Linked DNA regions of Homo sapiens: region 1 is linked to region 2. Evidence: read pairs that join two places in POLR2A ChIA-PET (ENCODE). Cell type or tissue: PC-9. All regions are shown on one strand. Links, peaks and the distances in the headings refer to the core of each region. The heading gives the core; the rest is flanking DNA.

Region 1 (2,921 bases), core at 287-2,786, 140 kb before region 2:
GAGTAATATTGAAAAAGCTCCTATTTTCTCCCTTCAAAAAAACTGGCTTCTGAAAATTCCGTGACTTAATGTATCAAGAACCCAACTCCTCAAGTGATGTTCTTATTAATTAATATTTAGTAAATACTACACACCCAACTTAGGGTAATTTGTTGGGGAACTTATCTCACTACCTCTGCTCTTAAAATTCTTTTTTTTTTTTTTTTTTTTTTTTTTGAGATGGAGTCTCTTGCAGGCTAGAGTGCAGTGGCGTAATCTCAGCTCACTGCAACCTCTGCCTCTTGGTTTCAAGTGACTCTCCTGCCTCAGCCTCTCGAGTAGCTGGGATTACAGGTGCCCGCCACCACGCCCGGCTAATTTTTGTATTTTTAGTAGAGAAAGGGTTTCACCATATCGGCCAGGCTGGTCTTGAACTCCTGACCTCGTGATCCACCCGCCTTGGCCTCCCAAAGTGCTGGGATTACAAACGTGAGCCACCGTGCCCAGCCTTAAAATTCTTAAATCTCATTTCCCTCCTTTTATTATTATTCAATAGTTAACTGTATAAGCCAGAACAGTTTTTTTAAAAATTGGATATCTCCCAGATTTCTTCCAACTCTAATATTCTGTAAGTCTTTGGTTTTTACTTAGGTTAATTCTTAACTGCAATGGAAGAAAAGCATAATTCCAGTTTCTAAGGTAATACTTAACATTTCTTTACATTATTCTAAATTGAATGGAAAACTTTATTTGTAAAATAACAACCAAAAATATCTATTTTATTCTCTGGGGAAAGACAACTTTGTAATATATTTTTCCACTTGAAATGTTTTTGCTTTGCAAAATCCTGTTGGGAAAACAGATTTCCAGACAGCTTAAAACTGACAAATGAGTATTTTGACAGGTATTCCTGGAAGGAGAGCTGTTGCCACCAACCATTTCAATTTCCTTATTCTAACAACCATGTTTAGCAGAGAAGAAGACATATCTCAGTTTGAAACAAATATTTAGTGTTGAGAGAGGTGGGTGAATATAAGCCTTTTTTAATGTATTGGAAAAATAGGGCATTTAGTTCACTGTTTTGGAAAATAGAGTAACAATGAGGATAATAAAGTACTTCTTTATGGCCTAAGACTGACCTGATACTGTCAACTTCCTGTGTTCCATTCAGTAGGGTGTTCCTAGAGGAGGGTTTCATTTTATGCCACTGTGTCATTTAACGGCTTTTTTCTGTGTGCAACCTGTTGTGGCTTTAGAATAGAAAGCGTCAAGATAAAACATTTCATAGCAGAAACATTTTTCTGCATAAAATTCCACTGGTGAACAGTAGTTACTAGACCTTAGTAGAACTAGTCTGCTTCTGTAGAAATAATTTGTGAAAATGGTAGGGATGAACTCTGTTGTTCTGTCCATATTTAATTTACCTTCCAATTTGTAAACTTCTTATTAACATTGATATATTTTGAACAATATTATTTAGATTTCCTTCACCATACAGTTATTTTTTGAGTAGAATATTAGAAGTAGTCATGCAATCTCTTGTTCTTAGGTGCTATTTGCCAGGCCCACACACATTGTTAGTTGCTGTCATTATTTGTCTCCATCATCATTCTCACCACCACCATCATCATTGTCATCATATATATATATTTAAACATCAGAGATGGCTATTTGACTGGCTTGTGGAATTTGTGAAAAGCATAAATCTGAGAATCTTAAAATGTGAGACCTGCTGTTTAAAGATAGAGCAAATGTAGTTATGGATACTTATAGAATTTAGACTAATTCCTTTTGGTAGTAATGACTGAGTGATTTTGGCTTATTTCAAAGAATCGAGTTAGACATATGTTTGAATGACCCCATAGAGTCTTACTTTATATGCTTAAGCCTGGATGAAAATCAATTTCATTTAGCTTTAACTCGGATAAGGGTTTCATGGTCATTATTATATTCTTTTTTTCTTAAAACTTTCCTTTTTTTTTTTTTTGGAGACAGAGTTTCACTCTTGTTGCCCAGGCTGGAGTGCAATGGCACGATCTCTGCTCACTGCAACCTCTGCCTCCTGGGTTCAGGCAATTCTCCTGCCTCAGCCTCCCAAGTAGCTGGGATTACAGGAGCCCCACATTAGCTCCCAATGTCCAGCTAATATTTTGTATTTTTTTTTTTTTTTGAGATGGAGTCTCGCTCTGTCACCAGGCTGGAGTGCAGTGGCGCAATCTCGGCTCGGCTCACTGCAACCTTCGCCTCCTGGGTTCAAGTGATTCTCCTGCCTTAGCCTCCCAAGTAGCTGGGACTACAGGTGCCCACCACCAGGCCCAGCTATTTTTTATTTGTATTTTTTTGTATTTTTTAGTAGAGACGGGGTTTCACCATGTTGGCCAGGATGGTCTGAAACTCCTGACCTCAGGTGATCCACCCGCCTCGACCTCCCAGAGTGCTGGGATTACAGGTGTGAGCCACTGCGCCAGGCCAAAACTTCCTTTCTTTCTTTCTTTTTTTAAACACTAAAACAAACTGCTGAAGAGTATTTTTTTTCTCTGTTAAAACTTTTAGGCCGGTTGCAGGTGGCTCACGCCTATAATCCCAGCACTTTGGGAGGCCGAGGCAGGCGGATCATCAGGTCAGGAGTTTGAGACCAGCCTGACCAACATGGTGAAACCCTGTCTCTACTAAAAATACAAAAACATTAGCTGGGTATGGTGGCACGCGCCTGTAATCCCAGCTACTCAGGAGGCTGAGGCAGGAGAATCGCTTGAACCTGGGAGGCAGAGGTTGCAGTGAGCCGAGATTGCGCCACTGTACTCCAGCCTGGGCGACAGAGCAAGACTCCGTCTCAAAAAAAAAAAAAACCAAAAAAAAAAAACCACTTTTCTCCAAAAGTAGATATGTGTCAAAAACCAAAATACTGTTGCCTTTTACAAGACTTTTGTAATTCCTTTAAC
Region 2 (2,921 bases), core at 248-2,747:
TTGTTTGCTATTCACAGTAGCTGCACAATCACACTATGTTAATATAATCACCTGCCAATAGTAGTCTCAGATTTAGCCTCCAAATTCAAATTTCATGTGACTTACACTTCAGTGCCATATTTTCATAACTTGAAATTTGATGTTTCATATAAATGGTTTCTATGAAAACCATATTTAAGTAAACTAAAAAGACACTATGACCAACTTTGGATTATCCTTATTTGTATTATTGGTGAATAGCAGTGTAGATATTTTGAAAACTGAAGGTAGTTTTAAGATAAATTTTGTTTAACCTTGTAGTATATGGCATGTCAATTTAATCTCCAAATTTGGTGTTTTAAACGTATTATAAAGTTACTTGGCTTTACCTATACTTGATGTGTAAAAACTCTTGGAAAACCAGAGCTATGAAGATATTTCATATTTCCCCAATATGACAAAAGTATATGAAGTGTGTGTGTGTATGTGTGTGTGTGTGTGTGTGTGAGTGAGAGAGAGATAGAGAGACAGAGAGAGAGAGATGGATATCTATCTTTCCCTCAATGTGGGCCTCTCTTAGGGTTCTGCCTTCGTTTTCCACATAAACATACTTTTACTGTAGTTCATTCTATTTCCATTTCTTTCAATACTATTTATATTGTTGGGAAAAGAATGATTCCCAAATTAGTCATCGTATTAAAACTCATCTCTGACATCCAGATACCAGTATGGAACTATTAACTTTATAGCTGAGATTGGATGCTTTCTATTTATGTTCAAAACTAAATGGCTGAATCTTTCACTCCCATTTTCATCCTACTGTTTTTCTCACGTCAGTAAGTTATTGCCACATCTGTTCAGTTGTGGACATTCTTGATAAAATAAAAAATAAAAAAGACACTAAAACTATTACTATTTAACAATTCTAAAAATTCTGGTTAAATGCAATAAGCATAAGCCTACTTTTACTCATTAATTTTTCTCCCACGGTATGTCCAATTTAAATGACTGTCATATCTATCTTGCCAGGAAACTAAAGGAAAAATGAAGTTTTGGAAAAGTGATTAGCTCTTTCTGTACAGCAAAAACAACTGTGTGCGTGAGTGTGTAGAACCATAATAAAATAGAATATGCTACTAAGTTTTTAAAATTATGTGGAGTTTTTAAAAAGAGTTTTCTTTTTCAAATACACTAAAGACATAGTTTTAAGATGAGAAATTTCTATAAATATTTTTATTGAGTTCCCTAAGGAGAAAACTTCCTCTTAGAAATGACTGTTCTCTTCTTTATTCTTCCCACAAGTTTATAGCATTTCCCTCCGTAGAGACGTCAGCACAGTCATCTTTGACACGGTGGGACTCTTTATCCAGGCCTAGCTAGGATCAAAGTTCATCGGCCTCCAGTCCCCATTTGGAGCAGTGTGTGGGTTAGGACAGTCTGTTCTTTGTTCACGCTGAGAAACCAAGAATAACCTAGTGGGAAAGAGGCATAGTTTGCATACTTTTAAAGATAGAGAACTCTCCTGATAATTGTGACTCATCATGTTGAAGTCTGTTTTTCATAAGTAAAAGGGTGGCATTGGTGTATAAAATATAAACATCTCTCCCAAAATTAACACACATACTTGTTTCCTTAGAATATTAAAAATCTTACAATATATTTGCAACTTATGTAAGTTCCTTTTTAAAATATCTCAAAAATACAGTTTGGCATTAAATAAATATATTTCTTTTTATAAAACAAATATTTCTTGATAACTTTATTGCAGAACAGTTTTTCTCTGAATGAATGTTGGGGCTTAATGTTCTTTTAGAACCAGACAGTAGCACATATTTCAGTGTGTGTTTATTGATAGCCAAATTTCTCTCAAAATATGCCTACTCATCTACCCACATTCTCTGCTTACTGCCTAAACTTCTGGTAAAAATAAAATGAAAGGAACTAGGAAGTAAATACTCATAGAAATCTATCAAGTAGCAGCTATGAACAGGGGAAAAAAGCCAACATGCCTGTTTTTACAACGTAGCAAGTGGCAAGAGTGAAGCCCTTTTGTGGAAGTCTGTGTGTTGCCTATTCAAAATAACTGTGAAGCCTTGTGTCATAGAAGCTATTCAGGCTGTTTTATCGCAGGATCCCAAAAGGTTCTCCTTTTATCGCTTTTAAGATGCCAAACTTTAGTTGCTTTGTATTTCTCCCATTTCCTTTGAAATGGTAGTCCTTTTATTCGAATTTAATCTTTTGTAATCAGAGTGTTACTTTAGAAAGGTGTAAAGTTATTCTGGTTTGCTGTTGTGTGTTAGAACATTGGAAATGGAAAGCAAAAGCCCAGGAACATGTTAGGTGGAGGTTTTTTTGTCCTTCCTGGAAGAAAACTATGCTGTGGACTGGTGATGATTGATATACTGACTAAGTCAGCAGATGAGAAACCAAATCTTTTAGTGTGGTGATACATTTTATTTTTTATTCTTTTGAGATGCACTCATATGCTGTTTGACAGTTTGTTGTAGTGATTTTTTAAAAGGTAGCTAATGAAATGCACATAATGTATACTTAAATGTAACAATCAATAGTATTCTCTCTTACTCTCTCTAGCACCCCCTACTCCTCCCTCCCTCCCTCCCTCCCCTTTTCCCCTTTTTTGATTACTTCAAAAGATTTCCTAGATACTTGAGGCATTAAAAAAAATTAGACTGAAATAACACTAACTATTCACACTTTCCCTTATTTCCCAGGGGCACCAAACACTTTCTAAAACCCTTTCCCTAGGGGGGAAAAATCATAGAACATTGGTCACAAAAAGCTCCCTAAGTGACCAGGTTATTGTCACTTGCCAACTTAATTAGATTGTTCTTATTTCTTGAAAGTGAAAACAAACAACGAACATAATGTACCTATGTATATATACACACATATTTTAAAATACACAGACACATGATTCCCCT

The links. ChIA-PET counts read pairs that join two places held together with the same protein. Peaks named below come from ENCODE experiments on the same cell type or tissue, not always from the same donor. Only the 100,000 strongest peaks of a DNase experiment are listed, where the experiment ranks them.
Region 1: POLR2A ChIA-PET joins it to region 2 with 5 read pairs; 2 of 35 experiments call an interaction of 5 or more read pairs at or near these places.

What each region holds. Positions count from the first base shown.
Region 1 is chr12:15,765,725-15,768,645 of GRCh38, reverse strand. All of the region lies in intron 1 of EPS8 (EGFR pathway substrate 8, signaling adaptor), which reads left to right. Among named protein-coding and RNA genes, the nearest start is that of EPS8, 22 kb to the left of the region's middle. In PC-9, for the core only: no CTCF peak of the experiment used is centred there; no DNase peak of the experiment used is centred there; H3K27ac peaks cover 396 bases.
Region 2 is chr12:15,627,770-15,630,690 of GRCh38, reverse strand. The region is part of intron 18 of EPS8 (EGFR pathway substrate 8, signaling adaptor); the gene reads left to right. Among named protein-coding and RNA genes, the nearest start is that of EPS8, 160 kb to the left of the region's middle. RefSeq lists a cis regulatory region at 1,358-1,371 and an enhancer at 1,292-1,436. In PC-9, for the core only: no CTCF peak of the experiment used is centred there; a DNase peak (open chromatin) is centred at 1,390; H3K27ac peaks cover 2,500 bases.